Linked DNA regions of Mus musculus: regions 1 and 2 are each linked to region 3. A link is a loop called in an ENCODE intact Hi-C map of the cell type or tissue named here. Cell type or tissue: left cerebral cortex. All regions are shown on one strand. Region 1 overlaps Abcd2 (ATP-binding cassette, sub-family D (ALD), member 2). Region 2 overlaps Kif21a (kinesin family member 21A). Region 3 holds the start of Kif21a (kinesin family member 21A).

What was found. Hi-C counts contacts between places; a loop is a spot of excess contacts. Peaks named below come from ENCODE experiments on the same cell type or tissue, not always from the same donor. Only the 100,000 strongest peaks of a DNase experiment are listed, where the experiment ranks them.
Region 1: it touches region 3 in a loop (2.7-fold over the local background); 5 of 42 quality-filtered maps call a loop at or near these places.
Region 2: a loop joins it to region 3, with 2.4 times the contacts of the local background. A loop is called at or near these places in 6 of 42 quality-filtered maps.

What each region holds. Positions count from the first base shown.
Region 1 is chr15:91,156,064-91,164,063 of GRCm38, forward strand. It overlaps Abcd2 (ATP-binding cassette, sub-family D (ALD), member 2), which reads right to left. Exons shown (of 10, transcript NM_011994.3): 7 at 6,991-7,136; 8 at 3,041-3,125. Among named protein-coding and RNA genes, the nearest start is that of Abcd2, 32 kb to the right of the region's middle. In left cerebral cortex, no CTCF peak of the experiment used is centred here; DNase peaks (open chromatin) are centred at 4,801 and 7,590.
Region 2 is chr15:90,989,303-90,997,302 of GRCm38, forward strand. It overlaps Kif21a (kinesin family member 21A), which reads right to left. Exons shown (of 37, transcript NM_001109040.2): 4 at 6,182-6,331; 5 at 5,039-5,173; 6 at 4,399-4,566; 7 at 2,408-2,523. Among named protein-coding and RNA genes, the nearest start is that of Gm52216, 35 kb to the right of the region's middle. In left cerebral cortex, a CTCF peak has its summit at 3,753 (motif pointing right); a DNase peak (open chromatin) is centred at 3,204.
Region 3 is chr15:91,044,722-91,052,721 of GRCm38, forward strand. It overlaps Kif21a (kinesin family member 21A), which reads right to left and starts at 5,230. Exons shown (of 37, transcript NM_001109040.2): 1 at 4,938-5,230. The coding sequence starts at 4,981. Gm52215 reads left to right here. Exons shown (of 2, transcript XM_030248879.1): 1 at 1-3,227; 2 at 4,224-5,180. The coding sequence starts at 4,491. The coding sequence ends at 5,156. It overlaps Gm36710 (a long non-coding RNA gene), which reads right to left and starts at 6,332. Exons shown (of 2, transcript XR_384343.1): 1 at 6,277-6,332; 2 at 6,002-6,183. In left cerebral cortex, CTCF peaks have their summits at 3,108, 4,794 and 5,018; DNase peaks (open chromatin) are centred at 1,994, 3,125, 3,678, 4,253 and 3 more places; H3K4me3 peaks cover 3,102 bases; H3K27ac peaks cover 2,741 bases.

The DNA of each region.
Region 1 (8,000 bases), 110 kb after region 3:
TACTAAAGCTCAAAGCACACATCACACCCCACATAATCATACTGGGAGACTTAAATCTAACCATTCATTTTTCTCTAATTGCCTGGTTTTATTTAGACTGGAAATTAGAAGAACAAGATTGCAAGCAAACAGACCAATCTAAAATGTGCAGCATCCTAAACGACAAGAGTCAGTAATTTGAAATGTAAGATAGAAAAAATAAAATGGCTCAGCTGGTAAAACTTCCAGCTGCCAAGTCTGACATCAGGAGTTTGTTCCCAGAATGCACAAGGTAGAAGGACAGAACTTATTTCCTGCAAATTGTCCTCTTATATGCCTGTGAGACATATGCAGCATGCACATATACATACATGCAAACACAAATGCATGCACACATACACACTGAAAAGATATATAGGTAGACAGATGGACAGATAGATTATGGGTAGATAGATGATATATAGGTGATAAATAATAGGTAGGTAGATATATGCATAGATAGATAAATAATAGATGGATGGATAGATAGATAGATAGATAGATAGATAAAATGTAATAATAAGATTAGGCTGAGGCAGGAGGGGACAAAGATCAGACTTTTAAAGATTAAAATGTAATTGAGAGAACAACAAAACACAACATTTAGCTGGCTGTTGTGCGGCATACTGACCACCAGCTCTCAGGAGAGAAAAATTTCAGACCATCCTCAACTGTGGCAAGATCTTTCTTTATCTGTAAAACTCATCTTGTGTTTGAATAAATAGGTATAAAAAGGGTTTTAGATCCCAAGAGAAATCTAGACATTACGTCACTCTGAAAAGTTCTCATTTCAGAAAAGAGCATGACAAACAGAACGGATGAATGTGGACAGTGTCTGGATTTCCTCTGCAGAGCTTTGGCTTAGAGTTCTTGAAGTACATGAAGCTGATGTCACAGAGAAAAGCTCTATAAAAATTATTTCTTGTCATCTACTGAGGTGGTCTCTTCAGGTTCCATCTCCCCACTGTTGGGCATTTTGGCTAAGGTCACCCCCATTGAATCCTGGGAGCCTCTCACATTCCGGGTCTCTGGGACTTTCTTGAGGTTCTCCTGACTCCTGGCAGCTGAATATTTCCATTCATTCTCCTGGCCCTCTGGGTGTCTTTCCTGTCTACCCCCATATCTGTTCCTGCCCCCCTTTCTCACCCTTCACTCTCCTACCCAGGGACCCCCCTCCTTCTGTTTTCCATGATTATTTTGTTCCCCCTTCTAAGTGGGATTGAAGCATCCTCACTTGGGTCTTCCTTCTTGTTAAACTTCTTATGGGTTGTTGATTGTATCAACAGTATTCTGTACTTTTCAGCTAATAACTTCTTATTGGTGAATACATACAATGAATGTCCTGTTGAGTCTGGGTTACCTTAAGACAGGGACCCCAGTGGAATGGACGGGGCCACCCACCCATTTTCAAAATTTTTGACTCAGAATTGTTCCTGTTTAAAAGAAATGCAGGGACAAAACTGGAGCAGAGACTAAAGGCAAGGCCGTCCGGTGACTAGCCTAACTTGAGATCTATCCCATGGACAGGCACCAAAGCCTGACACTATTACTGATGCTATGCTGTGCTTGCAGACAGGAGCCTAGCATGGCTGTCCTCCGAGAGGCTCTACCAGCAGTGGACTGAGACAGATGCAGATAGTTACAGCCAACCACTGGACTAAAGGCAGGAACCCCTAGGGACGAGTTAGGGGAAGGATTAAAGGAACTGAAAGGCATGGCAACCCCAAAGAAAGACCAGCGCTCCCAGAGACTAAGCCACCAACTAAAGAGCATATACCGGCTGGTCCGAGGCCTTCAGCACATATGTAGTAGAGAAATGCCCTGTCTGGCCTCAGTGGGAGAGGAGGCACCTAATCCTGTAGAGACTCAATATTTCCGGAAATGGTATGGGGGAACAGCATCTCAGAGGCAAAGGGGATGAAGAACTCTGGCAGGGAGACATCATTTGGGATACAGATAAATAAAATAATTAAATTAAAAATTATTTCTTCTGTGTTCACTAAGACGTGTGCAAGCACATTTTTTTTTCACTAATTGTAACTCTTTTCACTAATTGTAACAGTTGAGGAAGGAAAATTAGATTAAGGACCACTTAAACTTGATTTAGATCCAACTGAATAATTCTGATGTCTCATTTATAGTTAATTATAAATGGATTGCACATAAAATAATGTATTTGTGGTATAATTATTGGTAATATATTTTAGAGAGTCTGATTTAGATCCAATTTAACAATTCAGAGAAATTCCCAAATGTGCAACAACTGGTTTAACCAATATACATTCTTCACATTTTAAATCTAGGAAAAATCCTATTTTAAATTTCAGATCACATAAACCTTTAATCTAGCCCTCCAAAGAGTCTTTTATCTAAGTCACTCAATAGAAAGCAGCTAAAAACTAAAACACCTGGAGAATCTAATACTTTATACTAAGCAAACCTAAAAGTACAGATTTTTTTCACACCTTCTGTAAGATATATTTTTTTCAACATGCCATTTGGTCCCTCTGTCTTCTCCCACCTTTGGTTTTAAAATGCTTTGTGGATTTATTGGCTCCCTATCATTTACTTGTATGTATGCGTGTGAACGTGTGTTTGAGCACTTGCACCACGGTGTGTGTGGAAGGCAGAAGACAATGTGCAATAGTTGTTGAGTCTCTCCTTCCACCCCATGGACGTAGGACAGCAGTTCCCAACCTGTGGGCTGTGATCCCCTTGCGGGGGCGGGTGGATCACATATCAGATATTTACAGTATGATTCATAACAGTAGCAAGATGACACTTAGGAAGGAGCAATGAAATAATTTTATAGCTGGGGGTCAGCACGGTGTGAGGAACTGTGTTAGGTGGCAGCATTAGGAAGGTCTAGGGGATCATTGGTGGAAGCGTCTCTACCCACTGAGCCATCTGTCCAGTCTTCCAGTCACATGGTATCTAACCTAAGATGAGACTGCTGCATCCTGCCGAGTGCGGTCTTGTTCTATCAGTAGTGGCTATAGTTCCCTGAACGTAGCGTACTTACTTATGGTAAAACATCCGCGCCATGCCCATTCTCTGCTTCTCCCCTCCGGAAAGGACATCTTTCCAGTCCATGACTGCATCCCATCCTAGAAAATAAATAAAAAAAATACACACAAACAAATAAATAAACACACAGGTTGTAGATGCTTGTCGACTTGTTACCATATCCTATTCTGCACGAGAGATTGCTGGACTATTTTGATTGAAAATGGGAGGAGCCTTGTAGTTTGCAGAGCAGGTGGATAGTCTTGAGAGCCACGGGTATGAGGATTTTATTTTAAATATGATATTCTTTTAAGAGTAGTGACTCCTTACACTGATAGATGCCTTGAAAGAGTTGTAAACACTGCCACCAATAAAGCACGTTTGTTACTCTGCCTGTTCAAAGGGTTGATGCACACATGCTGACTTGTGGAGGGCAGTGGGAGAAACGATCTATTATTAATGTTCATAGGACAATTGCCAAGCCCCCAAACAGCGTGGGAGGAACTAAGATAAAAAGTTCCCACAAGCCTGGTACTTTATACAAGTCTTTTTTTTTTTAATATTCTGCAGGTTATAAGAGAGTTGCCTTTATTTGCATTTTACAAGTGGATAGTCCAAAACTCATGGAGAAACAGAAACATCTGAGTTATAGTTATCTCTCAGAGCTAGGGTCTATATTTAGGCTTATTTAATGTTTTCACAGTTTATGCAGCCTATCTCTTAAAACATTTTAGTGACTGATTGCTTAATATCAATTTGCAAAGCAGGCACAAATATCTATAGGTCTATTTCTCTATCCTAATATGAAAATAATACCAGAAAAATTTTAATGAGAATCCAAGTTTCAGAACGACATATATTATGGCCACACTTCTGAATATGTGCAGATACCTCCCAGGCACACATCTGGGAGTAGAATTTTGAGAGTTTTATTTTTCAAGTTAACACTTTTGCAATATCTGATTTTTTTTAAAGTGACCATCTTACATAATTAACTAGAAAAGATTACTTAAGAACAAAATCACAGTTCTGCAGAATCCATTTTTTTAGAGGAGAAAATGACTGCCCATACTTGACAAACACTGGAGGCAACATTTTCACATCTTCAGTATTCTGGGGTTAATTCTCCCACTGGAGAAGGGACATGCCCCACACCCATCCTTCTCCCTTAGCTGCCTGTTTCTCATTATTAACCTTCCTAAGTAAACCTGACTTTAGGTTACAAGAAGACACAGAATCTTTTATTGTTTTATTACTGTGGGTACCTGAAAAAAAAAAAACCCAAAACCAAATGATCCGATCAATGACTTAATTCTTTTGCTAATTAAAAGGAAGTACACAGATTTATTTTTTAGCATGCAAAAGGTCAGAACCTTGGACAGAATAATACATGTTGTTAAATCAGGATTCATCTTGATGTTTTTAAGGTTTTCTTCCTTTAGGGATTGTTATAAAATTTACTGCATGTTTTAGAAAGTGTAAAACTACACCAGGCTCAGTGTAACACGCCTGTAATCCCCAGACAGGAGCAAGGGCAAAGGAGCATGAGTTGGGGGCCAGTCTGGGCTATGCTGTGATACTCTGTCTCAAAAAAAAAAAAGCCTGAATTTATGAATAAGAAACTAAAAGAAGTAGGAAGATGAAAATTACAGAGAACAAGGATGGGAAGGCTAATTTTGAGGATACATCTTATGCTGTTTTTAAAATTTGAAAAAGTCTGGAAGCGTTCTCTGTCCCAAATGTTAAAAAGGAAACACAATAAAAGTAACCTATTTAAAGAAATGAAGGGTAAGAAAGGATCTAGGAGGAGGTAGGGGAGGTGAGAGAAATTCGGGACAAGAAGACATAATACCAGGGCAGGAGAGATGATCCTGTGGTTACAAGCACGCACTGCTCACGCAGGGGACCTGAGTTTGGTTCCTAGCACCCATGTTAAGTGGCTCGCAGCCACCTGCACCATCAGCTCCCAGTGACCCAATGCCTGCACTTGTACCTGTCCTTACCTCCCAATATACATCTGCAAAATTAGAAGCAAATCTTTAAAAAAAAATCAACACAGTAGTATCTAGAGCAAAAGACTTTAACATTATTTGTCACTGACAACATCAGATTGACCTCTTCAGAGGGCTCTCAATTATTTAAAAATAGATCTTTGTAAGACTATGTTGAAACCTAAAAATGATGGCTTGCTTCTGAAAAAAAAAAGAGAGAAATGTCGAAATAATACTTTTCTGTGGCCAAACTTTATAGTAATTATGAAGTGCAACTGATGACTTGAGGTAGGGATTTGGACCACAGCGGTAGGACGGACTGCTTAGATGCTTCGTTTTTACAGAGTAAGTAAAACTAGTGTCTTAGGAAAGATGTATTTGTGGGAAATTAAGTAATGGTTCTTGTGTCTGAAAAGCTAGGAGATATGGGCACATCAGAGCACCGACTATGCCCAGTGTTAAGTCTTCCAGACTTAAATCTGTACAATGGAGAGAGCAAAGCTCCATGAACATCAAACAACACAATATATAATTGTTTGAACATGGTGTATTCTGTGCAGTAAAACTCAACAAACTATAACTGGCCCTATTACATTACTAAGGTCCAGAGACTCTTTTATTTATGGGGAAAAGGACAAACAAAATTTGTTATGTGTCCTAAGCAAGGAGGTATAAAACTCTAGGCTTGGCACACCTTAAAAATATTCAAGAATGACTTCTAAAAAAACCGGAATATTTCATGTTTATTTTAAATTTCTATTTATTAGTCTTCCCATAATATGTAGCATTTATACTGTCAAAGTATTTTGAAACTGAGAAGGGATTGGCCATATGACACTAAAGGAAAGCCTGCTTTTGTCCAGGAGCAGACATCATAAAGAGAGACATAGTGGTGTCTTTCTAGCTGGCTTCATTTGCTTACTGTATGGATCAGCTCATGATCCATGTGCACTTGCTGTGCACGTGCCAGCCCAGTAGATGCTGCACATACAGTTTCATTTAATATTCACAGCAATGCTGAAAAAAATGTATCACTACATAAACGTTGAATAAACGTTATCCCTATGTTACCACTGAGGACTCAGAAAGCAGTGCTAATTAGGGTTTGACTCTTTAACTCTAAAAGCCCATATTCTCAAGCATCTACTCTACTTTTTTTTTCTTTCTTTCAAAATAATGTAATTAGGCTGGGAAACAGAGCATGAGATCCGTGCAGGCACAAACCAACCGAGAACTCTGGCTTGCTCTTTAGGTAGTTTTCTGTGCTATAATATCGTATGACTTACCAAAACATTTGAAAGCACAGCTATTAGGAACTAATTGGATTGAAAGCTCTTATGTTTGCATATTGTCACTCTTCCATATATCTATTATTCTGAAAGAACCTTCAACAAAGGTTCTATGTTCTGTAATCTCTTATTTGTTCTCTCTGTCTCTCTCTGTGTCTCTCTCTGTGTCTCTCTCTGTGTATTAGAAAGATTGTGAGACTAAAATCAAAGAAGTTATTTGAGATCCACTTCCAAAAGTTATATTTAACATAAGCTGAGAGATCTTGGAAAGCAAATAGTTTATCACACACTCTGCATACATCTAGAATGTCAGCGAACTCAGGACACACTTGTACACTTAAATATCAAGGTCTTTAGATGCCAGATGTGGCATTATGGTTACTCGGTAAAAGTCTTGTAGTGTGCCATATTAAACACAACACAAACAAAACCAAGATATTAAGCGTGGAAAAAACATAAAACCTCTACTTACACGCTTATGGTCTAATAATCTCATATATTCAAACAAAATCACAGACTTTATATAGACACCTGGGACAGTCCTCACTATTGTCAGCTTTGAGTTCCTGCTCCTCTTGCCTCTGTGTCCCAAATGCTAAGATGACAGGCACACACCACCACACATAACCCAGACTTGCTTTGTATATAAAGTTAAACCACATTTTAAAAGTAATGGCACAGTCTACCTCCTTCTCTTTGAACTATGTGGTAGAGGTGCACGCTGTGCAGGATGCGTTCTAGGTCTTGGTCAGTGTAACCTTTCTCACGCATGTCATCCGCTGAGTCAGGGTAAATTACTTGATCCCGGAGACTTCCAAGAGACATGTATGGCCTAGAAAACACCAAGCACACGTGTGAAGGTCATGTCAGCTCTCCCAGGGTGACATTCTGATGTCTGGAACACAACTGACTTTAAACACTCAATTTGTAGAATTATGTGATGTTTCTTAGACAGACTTCAAAATAATACCTGGTTTGTGCAAAAAAAAAAAATACTGAGATATACATGGAGAAAAGCTTTTTATAAAAAAAAACCATTTGATATTTTCTATAGATAAAATATTTTGTTTTGCCATTGTGATGGCTATTCTTGGTTGTCAACTTAACTAAATCTGGAACTAACTAAAACCCAAGGGTCTGGGTACAGCAATGAGGAACTTCCTTTCGTGATTAAATCATTTGAAGTGGGAAGACACACTTTCAATCTTGATCTTTTGAGGTGGGAAGATCCATCTTTAATTTGGGCTAAGCCTTCTGGTAACAGACTATATAAAGGACAGAGAAGGAGGGAGCTTGCTGTCTTTGCCTCCTTGTTCTCTCCTCACTAGCAAGTCCAATCCTTCACTGTTATGAGAGCCTACTTCTTCGGGATTCCAGCATATACTGAAGACTAGCTGAGACATCCAGTCTTATAGACTGAACAACAACTGGATTATTGGACTTTCTGTTGGTAGACAGCCATTGTTGGACTAGCTGGACCACAGCCTGTATACCACTCTAATAAACCTCATATATATATACACACACACACACATATGTATATCTTTCTTAATTGAATCATTTTCTTAATTAAATCAATATCTATAGCTATCTCTTATCTATTTTTCTATCTAACTCTTATTTATTTCTTATCTATCATCTATCATCTCTTATCTATCAATCTCTCTCTTATTTATGTATTTATCTATCATCTGCC
Region 2 (8,000 bases), 55 kb before region 3:
GCAAACGGAGGACAGTTACGGATGGTAGTGGTCAACTAGGAACTGGAAGGCAGGAAGGCTTGCATTTCACAAATATTTTGAAAAGCACTAAGACCGGGAACTAATTAAGTAGGAACTATGAAAAGTCGGGAAGGAGAGGAGCTGGCTAGCATTGAGCAAGGAAGGGAAAAATACCCTATATTAAACAAAACTCAAAGGTATATGTCTCAAGAACTAGTTTGCTCTAAGCAAACATCAAAAAATGTTTACTTTTATAATTCTATTTTTAAAGAAGATACCGTTAACTTAGAAGAAACTATTGGTAATATGGTGATCTGTTTCTCTCAGGTGTGCAGTATAGCATACCATAACAATACATGTGGAATACATATTATACTTTAGAAATATAATTGGTTTTACTTATGCTTTATGTTTTTCACCATTTCCACATTTTGGGCATGAATTTTTAAGCTGTAATATACAGTATAATTATATGTCTAATTATATATAATTAAAATATATAAAAGCTGGTTTATTGAAAATTGTAACTCTAAATTATATAAATATGTGATACTTAAACCTTAGCCTATTTTTTGTTTATGTGTGATTGGTACCCGCTACAAAAAGAGACGTGGAGCTCTTTTACGTCACAAAATTTAAATAAAGTACAATGTTTTTGAACTAGGTGCTCAATCCTGAAAGCTTAGGCAGAAATCGATGTGCGGTAAGGTTAGAATCAGAAAGGGTCGTCTCCTCTAAGGGCGACTCGTCATTAGAAAACAGGTAAGGAGCCACTGGAGGATCCTCAACAAGCAGGCAAGCACCAGCCACAGTGAGAACAGCCCAGCACGCTTGCAGAACAAACAACCTCTCAAGGGGGTAAAATATTCAAACTATATAAATGTGTAAGGGGCAGACATGCATCTGATCTGCCTCGTTTCACAGTTCAAGTTATAGAATTGTACCTTTAAAGGAACACAGGGCTGAGGGCTGAGTGTGGTGGGGCACACCTTTAACCCCAGCCCTTGGGAGGCGGGGGCAAGTAGATCTCTGTGAGCTCAAGGTCAGCCTTGGTCTAACATAGGAAGTCTCAGGGCAGCCAGGGCTATACAGAAAGACCCTGTCTCAAAAGCAAAAAAGGAAAACAAAAGAAAGAAAGAAAGAAAGAAAGAAAGAGAGAGAGGGAGGGAGGGAGGGAGGGAGGGAGGGAGGGAGGGAGGGAAGGAAGGAAGGAAGGAAGGAAGGAAGGAAGGAAGGAAGGAAGGAAGGGGGAGGGGGAGGGGGAGGGGGAGGGGGAGGGGGAGGGGGAGGGAAGGGAAGGGAAGGGAAGGGAAGGGAAGGGAAGGGAAGGGAAGGGAAGGAAGGAAATTAGAAAATGTTCATTGGGCTCAAAAACAATTTTTACTTTGTTATGAAACTAGATTGATCCTGAAAAACATACGGAAAATACTAAAAACAGGTTTTAAAATATGCAACAAAGGAAGCCATATTGCATTCAAACATGCAATACATCTAAAGAGAAAGAAGACCATGCCAAGATTACATAAAAGGAAGAGATATTTTAAAACGCTGCTGGATTACACAGATCTTTTTCTAAGGCAAACTGATTTTAAACCTAAATTCAAAATTATTCAAAAGTCTTTTTTAAAAAATTGCAGTCCAAAAAGAGACGTAATTCCCAGATTGTTCATTGTGTGGCCTCTACTCAATAAACATGACTTTTAGACCACTAAAAGCATAATCAAGGAAATGTGCGGAGCGTGTTTAACTTGTTGAAATAGGCTATGAATGAATTCAAATGCCAAAAACCCAAAAGTTTCCATTTACACAGTCAATGGAGGAGAAAGAAGGGACTGTGTAGCAGAAGGAAATGTTTAGCCATGAAGTCCTCCAGTGCAAAGGGTTAGAGGGTAAGAGAGCACAGAATCCAACAGCTCGTCAGCAAACGCCCTGCATTTTATCCAACTGACATTTTCTGACAACTTTTCCAGCATAACAAAACAAGTTCCGACCTTAGACTTTGTGAGAAACTGTCAATAATATTTAAACGACTTTGTGGTAATTTAGAAGGTTTCATTTATTACCAACAAAATTCTTGTGGCCTCTCCTGTATGCAAATGAGAAGCTACACTACTGTAGAACAAGCATGTATTGCTGATTTCCTTTAAAACTTATACGGTGTTCAATAAATCACCAAACTTTCCCAACTTTAACTCGTCAATAAAATAGTAATATCAGCACTACCCAAAGAATATTATAAGTACTACCAGAATTATTATGTATAAAATGATTTACACATTTTAGGTATCTGTCACTTTTTTGCCCTATTCATTTGCTTTAAAATAAAAGCAGTTCTTATAAATCATCTTACAGATAACACCTTAAAAATTGTATGCAATCTAAACCTAGAACACGGATGAACACATACCTGTTACCCCCAAGGGAATCCTGCAAGAGTCTTGTCAGCTTAGAGTCTCTGTAAGGGACATGGGTGGCTCTCTTGCTCTTGTCCCCCAAGGCGCTGATTACATTCCCAAGAGCCAACTGACAGAGAAAAGGAGAGAGGGGAAAATCATATGCTTATTAACTAGAGCGCTTTTAACTAATAAGGACAGCCTGTAGGAAACAAGATAAAAATTAAGAACCCCGTGTTTGGATTTAATTCACATTTGTATTTCCAAATACAAGTAAGCTCAGTAACACATGTGTTACTCATAGCCCTTAGAGTCCAGAGATTTTCCCTTAAAACAGAAATGTTTAAAGACTGACTAAGTCTGACCATGCCTGGAGCTCAGGTTACATCTTCAGGGAACTACTCATTCGTATTATGAGTTTTTCTCAATTTAAATCAAACGTTTAGCAAGTCCCCAGCTCCTTGAAAGTTTCCTGCTATAATACAAATGGTCTATGTGGCTAATACTTCTCATAGCCACAAGGAAAATATTAGTGTCATTTCCCTGAGCAAGGATTCACTACACAAGTAATACTTTAGAAATATATATATATATATATATATATATATATATATATATATATATATGACATGATATGTGTTCAATATCCAACGTTATAAAAGGTAAATCATTAATATCTCTATAGCTATACTTTCCTGCCGTGAACGGGCTGGACTCCACGAGGAACGCATTCCCCACACTAATCATATCAGCTTTCAGTCACGAGACAACCAGAAACACGGACTGTCAGGGCCAAGTCACCATCCAGCAAGTGGCATGAGTCATACTGTATCTCGGCCTCTTTTTCCAGAATCTACGGAATTCAGTACTGGCCACACCAAAGTTCAACAGCCTCGACGGGAAATTGAGCAATGGATTTTGTCCCTTTCGGGACACGTGTCCTAATCCATCCGAGACAACATTCAAAGTGTAGGGCTCAGGCCTGACTACGAGGGAGCCTGTCCATGAGGGCCTTGATATTGGGAGATTAGGGTCTCTCTAATAAGCTTCACTGGACAGTTCCTAACAGAAATGTAATCATACTGGGATCAATGGGCACTGGTTAAAAACAAACAAACAAAACCCCTAAAGTTTGGAGGTCCCACTGCAGGACAAGAAGGGTCCAAGTAGAAGCATATGACCAGGTGTCACCATTACAGGAATTTAGCAGTGCTGTTCCTTACACGGGAACAGATGTCTAATACTATAATGAGGAGAGCAAGAAGGAAAGGCATGCAAAAGAGTGTTCTAAAATATTTTCTTGCACATAATGAAACCTTCTGCTAACTCAACCACAAGGCGTTTGCCTATCAAAATACCACTAGGTGGCAGAGCATTAAAGTTAATTCCTAATACAAACTATTTTGTAAAAAAAAAAAAAAAATGGATAAATCTCTGGACTCTGGACAAAATTCCAACAAAATAGATCAGACTCTGAGATACAAAGACATAATAAAAATAAACTGTTAAAAAGCTTTCCAATGATCCACACAGTCAATAAAACCAGTGTCACAAAATGTCAACCAAGGTGACCTTTGTGTCTTGTCCAAGGAAATACTTAACTTTAAGGGCTTGCTTTGAATGTATGTTTTCAAGTGTGGAAAGAAGTTTAAAAACATTGTTCCCATCTGTCAGCTTTTGCACATACTAGAAAGGTTGAGCGAGCCAAACTAAGACATAAGAAAGCCCGCGACGTGGGGGTGGGATAACAGACAGTGTGGTCAGAAGGTCAATGTATTACTGTTGCTTTAGCCTTCAAGACAGTGAGGATTTCCATGAGATATATTGTGAATACAGTAGAGAAAAGGAAGCTGGCCCTGATAATGTATGTCTATAACTCCAGGATGGCAAAGTCTGAGGCAGGAGAATCATTGTGAGGCGAGCCTGCACTACTTAATGATCACCAAACCAACCAAGCTAAACAGAGAGGGACAGCAGAGAGGGCACGTGTCTCTTGTGGTCTTACAAGCCCGCAGTTGATGGAAATGCCCTCTTTTGCTCTCTCGCCTGTAGCTCCGGTTCTCTTCAGTCTTTCCGATCCCGCCAGATCAACAAAGTGAAACTTCGCCGTCAGCGTCTCAAACTCATTCATTGGCGACGATTCGGAGATCAGCTTATTATCAGTTGCGTTCTCCTGGGATGGCGGAAGATAATCGAAGATTCCTCATTAATGTGACATCAAACACCCTGTAACCTTGTCCACATCTGCCCCCTTGCACAGCTGGAGAAACAGTGGCATAGCCATGCAAGCATAAATGAAAACATCAGAGAAAAAGTTTGGACAGCAATCTCCAGCTGTACTGAACTAAGGCTCTGCTGATGAAGGAAAATAGACAAAACAGCCCTAACCACAAAGAGCCTAGAGGATGACCCCTCCACTTGGTCATAACAAACAGATATTCAGTATTTTTGTTTGTTTTCCAAAGTCTTACACAATTGGTCAGCTTCCTTTAAATAAATAACAACAACAACAACAAAAGGAAACTAAGAGGAAGAAAAAAAATCAAATAAAATCAAATAAAACTGGATCAAACGCCTCTCCAGAGGTGCATAGGATGTACTGATCTAAAGGCAAAATGTTTAAGAAACAAGAAAAATGAACTCACAGCATCTGTTTGGGGACACACTCTGGTTTGACACACGTGAATGGTAAAGATGGCGTGTGAACGAGAGCTCTGTACGTTCATCTGGGTGCTGGCCGTGGTGCGCGAGAGAGCGCCCAGCTTCAGACACTGCATCATCTGCAACGGGGAAGAGAAGCTTCACTTGACACACAGGCACCAGCCAACCTTCTGGCTGAGCTGCCGGCTAAAACCCACTGTGCTGACGGACATAAAGGAAGATCTCTCATCCTATCTTTTTGTTATAGGCCCATCTCAGCTGAACTTCTCAGTACAATGGTGCACTCTCCTTTTTTTTTTTTTTTTTTTTGACTAGGAGAAAACACTAAGTCCCATTGTCCGTCCTATGCTGACATTTACAGCTTCCACTCCAAACTGTTACAGTAGAAGGCTTTGGGACGACGGACTCCACAGTAATCCGAATCAGTTAGGCGTCCCTGTTTGAGTTTTTTCTTCTCATTTTTTTTAAGATTATTATTTTTTTCTTAAATGCGTCCCTATAAAAGCCAAGACACAATCCTAAACCTCACGAGCAAAGAACGAATGGATTACAACCTCGTACTTCAGCACAGTTTAGCCCTCTGTAGCTCTGGCATGTGAGCTGTACACACACTGCACCCAACTTCAGACATCATCTGCCAAGGATGACGGCCTCTCTCGGTGTTGTTATGGTAAAGAATTAGCAAGACACAAACGTTATGCTAAGGAGTTAGCAACAGTATTCCATTAAATTCATTTTGGCATCAATTCATATGTCAGTGTGTGTGCACACGCGTCAGACATAGTACATGCATAGGATCAGACAGCAACATTTGGAAGTTTGGGGATTGGTTTTCCTTCCATCATGTGGGCACCAGGTTCCTGACACATCTTGCTAGGACTCTCATACTTTTATCATGATGTTCTTTTAGGGGGGGAAAAAGCACAAAGAAGGCACCTGACACATCTTGCTAGGACTCTCATACTTTTATAATGATGTTCTTTTAGGGGGGGAAAAAGCACAAAGAAGGCAGACAAGATTTTTAACTCCGTTGTACTGAACGAAAGCCATTTTACGTATTTATCTTGAGTTCTATCAGTAATGACAATTTTGAAAGCCCCTACGCTCTGTTTTAACAACACAGTCACCTCCGGTTCTGTATTCACAGTGCGTGTTGTGACGCCCACAGTATAAATTCCTCCAGTTGAATCTTCATGAATTCTTATATTTGATTTTTTATTTTTTGCATCAATATCCCGAGTGGTATCAAACAAGTCAAGGACCTCTTCATTATAGAGCTGTGGAAAAGACACATTAAATGGTTAATTCTGTCGAAGTGGTTCTGTGAGCCTCTGACATGCTTCAGGGTATCTTCAATACACTCGACAGCCCTCAAAATGACAGCTATTTCTTCATATAGCTATGAATTAGTATATGATCACACATTTATGAGTACTGAAGGGAATGTCAGATTTAGCTATAAAAATAAAGAGGAAATGACGTAATCGTAACAAACAACCCAGGCACAAAAGCTAAGATGACCTATGACCACTCCGCAAGACAGAAGCAAAGACAAATAGGCAAGCTTGAGCCAGTACGGCTCAGATGCAGGCAAAGCCAAAGGTTAGGGCAGAGATACTTTCTATTTGGGGGAGAAGGTTGGGGTTGGGGTATTGGGTGTGAGGTCTCATTAGAAGTAGCCCTGGCTGCCTGGGACTTTCTGTAGATCAGGCTGTCCTAGGAGGGTGGGGTGTGTCACTGAGTATCCCGAGCAGGCTGCCCTTGAACTCACAGAGGCCCTACCTCAGCATTTCAGATGCTGAGATTAAAGAAAAAGCTCGGAGATGTTAAGAATTTTCAACGTTTTACAATTTCACCCTAAAACTGTATTTCTTTTTCCTTTTATACTTATCCTGTTCGGTGCGTTTAAAGACTTTACTAATTCTTTTCTCATTCATTAATGTAAAAAAAAAGATAAGTTCTATTGCGACACTTCACATATGTATACAATGTAGTTCAGGCAAATATTCACCTGCTTTCTCCTTCCCCTCCCCCCTCCCCTCTCCCTCACTTCTATTTCAAAGCCTTCCCTTCCTTTTTATTTATTTATTTTTTTGCTTTGTTTTGTTGTTGTTTTTGTTGTTGTTTGTTTAACAAATACAAAAGGAACTCTGTTATTCTATCTTTGTGGGTCTGGCTTATTCCACACAACATGATGATTTCCAGTCCCGTCCATCTTCTTGCAATCTGCATAATTCCATTCTTAAGGCTGAATAGTGCTCTACGCTGTACACAGGCCCATGCATGTGTGTGTGCATTTCACATCTTCTTTATGCATTTGTCTGTCGATGGGCACCCAGGCTGATCCCATCACTTGGTAATTGTGAATATGCTGGTTGTGATTACAGCTGGCAAACAGGATGATAATTCTATCTCTGGTGGCTTACTTCTTCTATCTTTTACTACACACACACACACACACACACACACACACACACACACACACACACACGTATTTATTTATGCGTACGTATAGAGCATGCATGCCATGGCACGCACATGGAGAGCTGGTTCTCTTCTCTGGAATGGAACTCAGGACCTCAAGCTTGGCAGCAAGCATCCTTACCCACCGAGACATCCATTTTTTATCCTTCATTTCTTAAAGATCTTTATTGACATATGTAAAGTCAATGCAATTCAGAATTACAATGTGCCAGCCCATCTAACTATAGTATTACCCAAGAGCCTAGATTTCCTCCTCCTAACAGAGCGCCCTACCAGACTATGTACCATAAATTTATACTAACCCAATAATAATTGCACACTACAGAGACACCCTCAGCCTCTGAAGCCATTTCTCAACTTGCCCCCTCCCTTTTGATAATAATTTCTTAACTCCTAGCACTTTATAAGCCGACCCAAATTACCTACAATAGTTTATCACTTGTTAAGAAAAGGTTCAGAAAT
Region 3 (8,000 bases):
CATCTCTGTGTCTCCTTCCCAATCTCCACAAACAATCCCCACCCACTCCTACCCCATTCTCCTGCCATCTTCTCCTGCCATCTTCTCCTGCCATCTTCTCCTGCCATCTTCTCCTGCCATCTTCTCCTGCCATCTTCTCCTGCCATCTTCTCCTGCCATCTTCTCCTGCCATCTTCTCCTGCCATCTTCTCCTGCCATCTTCTCCTGCCATCTTCTCCTGCCATCTTCCCTAAAGTAAGATTATTACTGGGAGATGTGATAATTCTTTAGTATATTGGAGGGAAAAAAACAAAACAAAACTCTTAAGAACCAAGATGGGGCTTAGGCTGTAACCACCTGCCCCAGGCCTAGAATTCATAAGGGAGGGAAGGGTAATGGGTATGCTTTAAATTATTTCATAACTAGACTGTTAGCTATTGCATTTATAAGACTGTTGTGAAAGCATCAATATATGTAAATACTACAAATAACTTGTATAACTCGGGTGTGGCAGCGCACGCCTTTAATCCCAACACTCAGGCAGATCTCTGTGAGTTCAAGGCCAGCCTGGTCTACAAAGTCCACGAAAGCCCGGGTTCTGTTACCAAGAGAAACCCCATCCTTAAATAAATCAAAAACAACAAAACAAAAACAAATCAATACAAAAGTTGGTATGATTTTTTTTTGTTTTACAACACAGTTCTGATATTCTTCATATTTTAATATTGCCGGAATCTCAAAACCTTAGAGCTGGATTTCTGCCACAAGGGTCCTTCCTTACCTTCGCAGGGCTTTATTAGAATTACCAGTTGAGTCCTAGAGTCGAGGGATTCATAACGCAAAACTAATGGACAGCAATAGTGGAGACACTCATCTCAGCACCAACTCAAGTTTCAGTATGTGTCCTTAAAGGGTTAAAACTCTTGGTACTTTTAATCAAGTTATATATGATACTCGATTTCTAGGTGACTCAAGAAAAACATGAAGCCTAGATCCACACTGCAGATCAGACTGTTGTGCCCTCAGACAGAGGTTTCTACATGTCTGGGCCTCTGCTGTCAACTCAATAAGTGGCCCTGAGCAGCTAGCCTCCCGAAGGGGCCTTTCTGCTTTAAAATCCACTTTGTCTATAATTCTAGGACACCAAAATTACGTTTAACACACAATTTCAATGACTTATAAGAAACAAATGACATGTGAATTTTAATGTACTTCTTAAACGTGCAGCAATATTTCAGAATAAGCATGGGCTAGTCTCTGACTTGACTACCACTTGCTTGAAATGAAGCTGCAACCAAAGGAAAACTACTCTGAGAAGATAAAATAGTTAATCCACAGGGAAAAACAAATGAAATACAGTTAGTTCATAAGTGCCCATCCAGTTCAGAGGGAAATACTAAAATACCAGCAAGTTTGCTGCTTATGATTAAAACTCCTCTAGTCATATCAAGTATATTTTGCCTTTTACAAATATGCATCTTGCTTTCTAATCTGGATAATGCCAGATCATGAATGATTTTGACAAATAATAATAATAATAATAATAATAATAATAATGATGATGATGATGATGATGATTTCTGAGTCAGAATCTCACAGGCATGTAGTATGTCTTAGGGAAGAAAATCCAGAATAATAAATATTGCATTGTTTTGGAAGAAAAATCAATGAGAAAGAGCAGATTATGGTATTAGCCTCCAGGGTAATTTCTGTTTTCATGGCTTCACTAAACTGAAAGTCCTGGTACACATTCGCTACCCCATAATTACTCATCAGAATAGTAAGCAATTAGCAAATCAGACAGCAGGAGGGCAAGCAGCAACGATAGTGAAATATGAAACCTGAAACCCAGTGCCATCCTAACTAATAAACTCGTTCCACCACACCTTTCACACTTATGTGCTGGTTACTTTTTGTCAACTTTACACAAACTCGAAGAACCTCAAGTGAGGCGTTGCCTCCATCAGACTGGCCTGTGGGCGTGTCTGCAGGCATGTTCTTGACCAATGATAGATGTGGGCGGGCCCAGCACAGTTGGCACTACCTCTAGATGGCTGGCCCTGGTTTATATATGAAAACACTGTTCCTCCACAGTTCACGCTTGAGTTGCTGCCCTGACTTCCCTCAATGATAGACTGTGATCAGGATGTGTAAGGTCAAATAAACTCTTTCCTCCCCGAGTTATTTCTGGTCCTTGTGTTTATTACAGCAACAGAGAGCAAAGTAGGGCAGTTAGTAACCCCTATCTGAAGATAAAGAATTAACCCATGTTGTATAAATAAAAGGATTTCGCTGACTTTCAACTTCTACCTCTTTGGTCTCTTCTCTCTTTCCTTTCTATTACTTCCTAAACTAACGATCCCAGCCCTCAGGACAAAGGAGGCTGATATAAGTGGCGCTCCCAGTTCCAAGCTAACCAGTGCAACCCAATGAGACCCTGCCTCAAATAAATAAAAAACATAGCAAGCTTCAGTAAGGCAAGAACACAGCAAACTGAACCACAAATTTGAGCAGGGCCTGGTGGCGCACTCCTTTAGGCCCAACACTCAGGAGGCAGAGGCAGTTGGATCTCTGCGTTCAAGGCCAGCATGGCCTACAAAGTGAGTTCCAGGACAGCCAGGGCTACACAGAGAAACCCTGTCTCGAAAAACCAAAATAATAATAATAATAATAATAATAATAATAATAATAATTTAAACTTAAATTTTAGTTATGGAGCTTAACCATATTTCAGGTGTTTGGCTGCCACATTGAACTTTCTGAATCAATATCCCTTCTCAATGAAAGACAACCTACAGACAACTCAAACACCAAAATATCCCCCGAAACAGAGTAAAAACCATTCTCCCTCAGCTAGAAACTTTCTGCTCAGCATCTTTCCCGGGCGCTTATTTTACAAACCCTCTAAGCCCACTAGAACACACGCACCTGGAGAACGCACTTGCTTTTATGAAAGAACAGCCCAATTCTCCACTGCTCATCGTCTCGTTGTCGTAAAGGAGAAAGAGGGCCAAATCCTCTGTTAATTCTCTGTCTAGACCCAACATTTGTATGCATTTACTTCTCCACAACTGGAAAGCAGACTGGATTGGAGGACCCGGGGAGTGTTCAGTTCACTCCCTCTCGTGGTGAACTCGCTCTCCTCTAAGATGTCCAGATAGAAATAGTCTGCCAAGGCTATTCACTTGTAATTGACCTAGTCTAGGATCGGGAAGATGCTGACGACCTTTTACACTGAGTAAAACGAGGTAAGGCATAGCCCTGTCTCTCACCTGCACAGGCACGGGGGTAAGAACCAGGGCTGCACATGTAAGCTTTCTGGGTTGTAACTCTCTTTCCGTCTATGCTATCAGTTTAATTTTGGAAGGTTGACTTAATAATCTTCCTGTCCCCGTCAGTAAGAAAGACATAAAAAAAAAAAAAAAAAAAAAAAAAAAAAAAAAAAAAACAGCTTTAAAGTCACAGATTATGAGGAATAAGCTTTTTACCTGATCTAAAACATGTGACGGTTTTACGACTCTTTACACACTTCCGTTGTAAAACATTTGAAATTTTTTATTCCCCTTTTCTGTTATTCCTGGACTATATCTTCCATTACTAGATGAGACTGTTCTTCCTATTCATCCTACTAGCTTTCGTTTGGCCTTAAAATATGAATCATGTGTGCATCAGGACCAGGGACGTGGAAGGCAAAGACAGGAAGGCCATTAAGGGCCAGACCTAATAAAACCGTCACCTCCATTCTATGGTAATTCCATTATCTGCAGAATAAAGGAATCAAAATACCTTCCCATTTCTTTTTATTCTTTTTTTGTTTTGTTTTGTTTTGTTTTGTTTTGTTTTTCGAGACAGGGTTTCTCTGTGTAGCCCTGGCTGTCCTGGAACTCACTCTGTAGACCAGACTGGTCTTGAACTCAGAAATCCGCCTGCCACTGCCTCCCAAGTGCTGGGATTAGGGCATGTGCCACCACTGCCCAGCTTTAAGACAATTAAAGACCCAGGACATGCAAAACTGCCACTTCTGGGCTTAATCAAGATTTGTCACTAAAATAACCATAGGAACGCTTACATTATGTAACTTTCAATTTTTCGACTAAGGCGCTGACAGATGTTTACGAATTCTGGCTTTCTCTGAAGACAGGCTCTCTTTATAATCTTTATATTGTAACTGAGTTAACAGTATACTATCAGAGCAATGGAAGCCATGCACTTGGTCTAAGAGGAATGCTTCATTAATTTTTCAGTGTGATGATGCTGCAGTTTTCCAAGAGCAACTGTCGGAGTTCTTGCGATGCATCAAAACAGCCAAACTACACCGAATGTCCATGTCACCGTCACTAACCACAACAAGGTGACACAGCCAGCATTTCAAAACTCAACCCCAGGCGTATGTGATGTCACTGTCAACATCCAAGGTGCTTAACTAACCTCAGGTTGTTTCTCCCAGTCGCCCATCTAACCCTCCGGCTGGCTGACGTTGCCTGCCTTCTCCAGACCTCCCGCGGGTGCCTATGTCCCGCAACACACTCCCTACCAGCACACCTGCGAGGCCAGGTGTCGCGACGCACGCCATCGCGGGGACCCGAGTGGGCGCGGGCGGCGCGCTTGTCACCGCGACGCTTTGTCTGCGGCTCCGAACCCAGCCGGCGCGGCAGGGGCTGGGCTGGAGAGGAGGGAGTGGGGGGTGGGGACAGACACCTCGGGCCCACCTGCAGGGCGGCAGCGGCGACTCCCGGGGACACCGGGCGACGCTCACCCGGAGGCCAAACGCGAGGCGTCCGTGCGTGCAGCGAGCGGCGCCCGATCCTCCGGGGTGTGGGGGTGCGGGGCAGCCACTGCTGTTCCCCCGAGAAGCAGCGATGCGACGCACCGGCCCCGGAGCGGGCAGCAGGAGAGTCCGCCCGCCCGCTCGTCCGCTTGCTGGCTTCAGCTTTCCTTCCTGTCCACCCGCAGCTCACCTGACAGCCACGCGCACCGAGCTCTCGTCCGCAGCGCCCAACATGCCTGCGGCCGCCCGGGGCTCAGCTCCGTGCCGAGCGCTCCGGGCAGGCGGCGGCGGTGGTGACGGCGGCGGCGGCGGTGACGGTGACGGTGGCGAGGGCTCAGCGCCGTGCTCCAGCCATGTTGGGCGACTGAATGGAAAGGTGGCGGCGCGGAGGCGCGGGAGGGGGCGGTGACTCAGGGCGGCGCCGCCCCTTGCCCCCACTCGCCAGGCTCCGCGCTGCCCTGCGTCAGCCGTGGCCGGTCCGGTGCGCCCCGCCCCGGCGGCACGGCCAGGCGGGCGCGGCACCGCGCGGAGGCGAGCCGACCCCCCCTCCCCCTCCCATCCACCGGAGGCGCGTCCCCGCAGCCACCTGCCCCCTCTGTGGCACGGACCTTGACCCCTTTCCCAAACCTGGCCCTGTCCTCTGCCCGATCTCTTGGGACGTGGAACGATTTTCCACCCCTCTGCCTCTTCAGTGCATTACTGTTCGGTCCTATGCACATGCAAAGTGCTCCGGGCCCTGGTACTGCCAAGCATTTCCACAACTGCTTTCCATGGAGGCGTGCAGCGTGGTAAATCCTTGCAAACGGATTTTCTTTCCCTGCTGGCCTTTCAAAAGCTCCTCCGGGATCCCGAGATTCTGTCAACAGTGTCCCATTGTGTGTTCTGCACGTCATCATTGTCCTTCCACATGCCTTTAGATAGCTCTGTGGAAACAGCCTTTGTTAGCTTTGCCACAGAGTATCTTTTGTGGACTGTTCCGTACATTTCAGTAAATAAACATGTGGGTTCATACAAAACAGTATAATAGATTAAATGTCGCTATCTAAATAAAAGCACTGGCCCAAGCAGATAAAAACTAAAATCACACACCTGATCGCCCTGCTCAGAGAGTGTCCTAGAACACAGTGTATATTGGGTTCAGAAAGAAGTTTGAACCTTGTATACCCATGGGTAGATGGCCTATGGTATTTATTCTTAGAGGCAGTCCTATGTACTTTGTTTCTTACCTTTAAATCGTTACAGACAACATAGGTGGAAGGTAAAAAAAAACTTTATAATGTCCCTTTGTGTGACAAACTGGTAACAAAGCTGTCCTCCGGCCTCTCCCTGGAGAGCCTTCCCTAGCCTCGATATTTCTCCACCAACATAATGGAGCCACATTTTGTCCTAACTTGACAGGTCCAGGCGTGGATGGATCTGGTCTGACCACCTCGTTTCTGCGATAAAGGACAAGAACAAGAGATCAACCTACAGCAACAAAGCAACATATATTACCTTCTCAAAGTCTTCACTTTAGATAGCAACAGTACCTATGTGTCTCAAAAAAGAGCTGTCACAAATCATGTGCTTCAAGAACTGGGCAGGTAGCTTAAGGAAGTGGAGGAAGCAAAGTCGAGAATATATAAAATAAAACCGAGAAGGCGGGCCCCTTCCTAAGGAAGTAGCTGTCCCCATTCTGCCTGGACTAGATCTACTGGCACCCAGATCCTGTGTGGCCACATTTTTGGTTTGGTTGTATGTTTGTTGTTCCTCAAGTGAAAAAGAAAAATCAAATCCTTATGTGAAAAACGCCTTAGTTTTAAAGATTAACAACTAATTCTGCATAATATTTACACACCATGCAAAAACAACCTCAAACTGTGTCTGACCATCTCTAGTCTCAAGCCACCAGATTGAAACGTCTGGCCAAATAGCATCAATAATAGCTAGGGCTTTGGGTTCATATTCAGGCAAAGGCCATGCATAACTTCAAATTCTAAATGCTGAATGTTCTAAAATCAATGCTTAATTTTGAATAATATTTTTTGAGATTTCTTTATAAGTAATATTTCCCTGTAACTCCTCTAATTAATAACCTTACATTAAAAAAGAAAATCCCAAAGTCGGAGCTTTTACCATGCAAGGGTTTAGATCCTGTTGAGAACATTTATTTACTGAATGCTTAGGAAATGGCTGCAGGGTGCAAACAGTGCTAGACACCAGTGATACAGAGAATAAACCAATGCCACGAATACAAAGGATTAGCTATTTAGTTCTGGGATTTGAAAGTCTGCAAGTACATTAGAAATTCCAATAGGCCTATAACAATTGCTACAGAGAAGGGTAAATTCTACGGTTACAAAAGCCCAGGGTGGGCTCCCAGAGTCCCCTCTTACCTCCATGCTAACAGCCATTCCTCTCATTCCGTGACCTGAAACTTTCCAATGGTGACCTACCACAAAGAGCCTAAATTCTTCTAGACTTAGGCCCTTCACACTCCGGACTCATCTTTAGTGACTCTGCTCCTTAACTACTGCTTTTTGGGGATGGGGTCTTCTGGTTCTGAAATACCATATATTTGTTTGCTTTCTGGGGGTCTTTAGAGTAGCTATTCCCTTTACCTGGAATGCTGTTTCCCAAGTCTTTTCATGGCCTCGGTTTTTTTGAACATCTCAATATCAGCTTAAGTGCCGTTTCCCCAAAGAGGCTTTCCTGACCACGCACAGCTAAGTAGCACCACTCAGCGAGGGCCAATTTACAGATTTGCACTACTAATGTAAAACCGTAATCTATAAATGACAAGTGTGTTAGGGATGTGAATAAAGTGCTATTGAATGGATAAAAATGTGAGGTCTTCCCCTTCTAAGATCTTTTTAGTTACCATGTTTCATTTGTAAAGAAACATAGTTCTTTCTCCACACAGTAAAATTTTTGGAGTATTTCCATGAATTTTACTCTTCGTCTTCATATCATGCAATGCCAGCTCAAATGGGAACACAATGGCACTTGAGGCACGTGAAGTCATATAAACTATACAATTTCTATTTATAAATTCATACACGGACACGTATTTCATTCACTCTTACGTGAACAGTAGGAACACTGTGGAAGAGTGACTCAGAAATTGTGTTGTCAACTTGGGGCTGGGGAGTTCCATCCCAGAGAACAAACCCAGGGCTTGGTACACAGTGCCTGCTCTACTACGGAGGTCTTTCACTTCTTAGTACATCTCCATTCTGCTAACTCAAGCTTGTGGTGAACCAGCCGGCCTCCA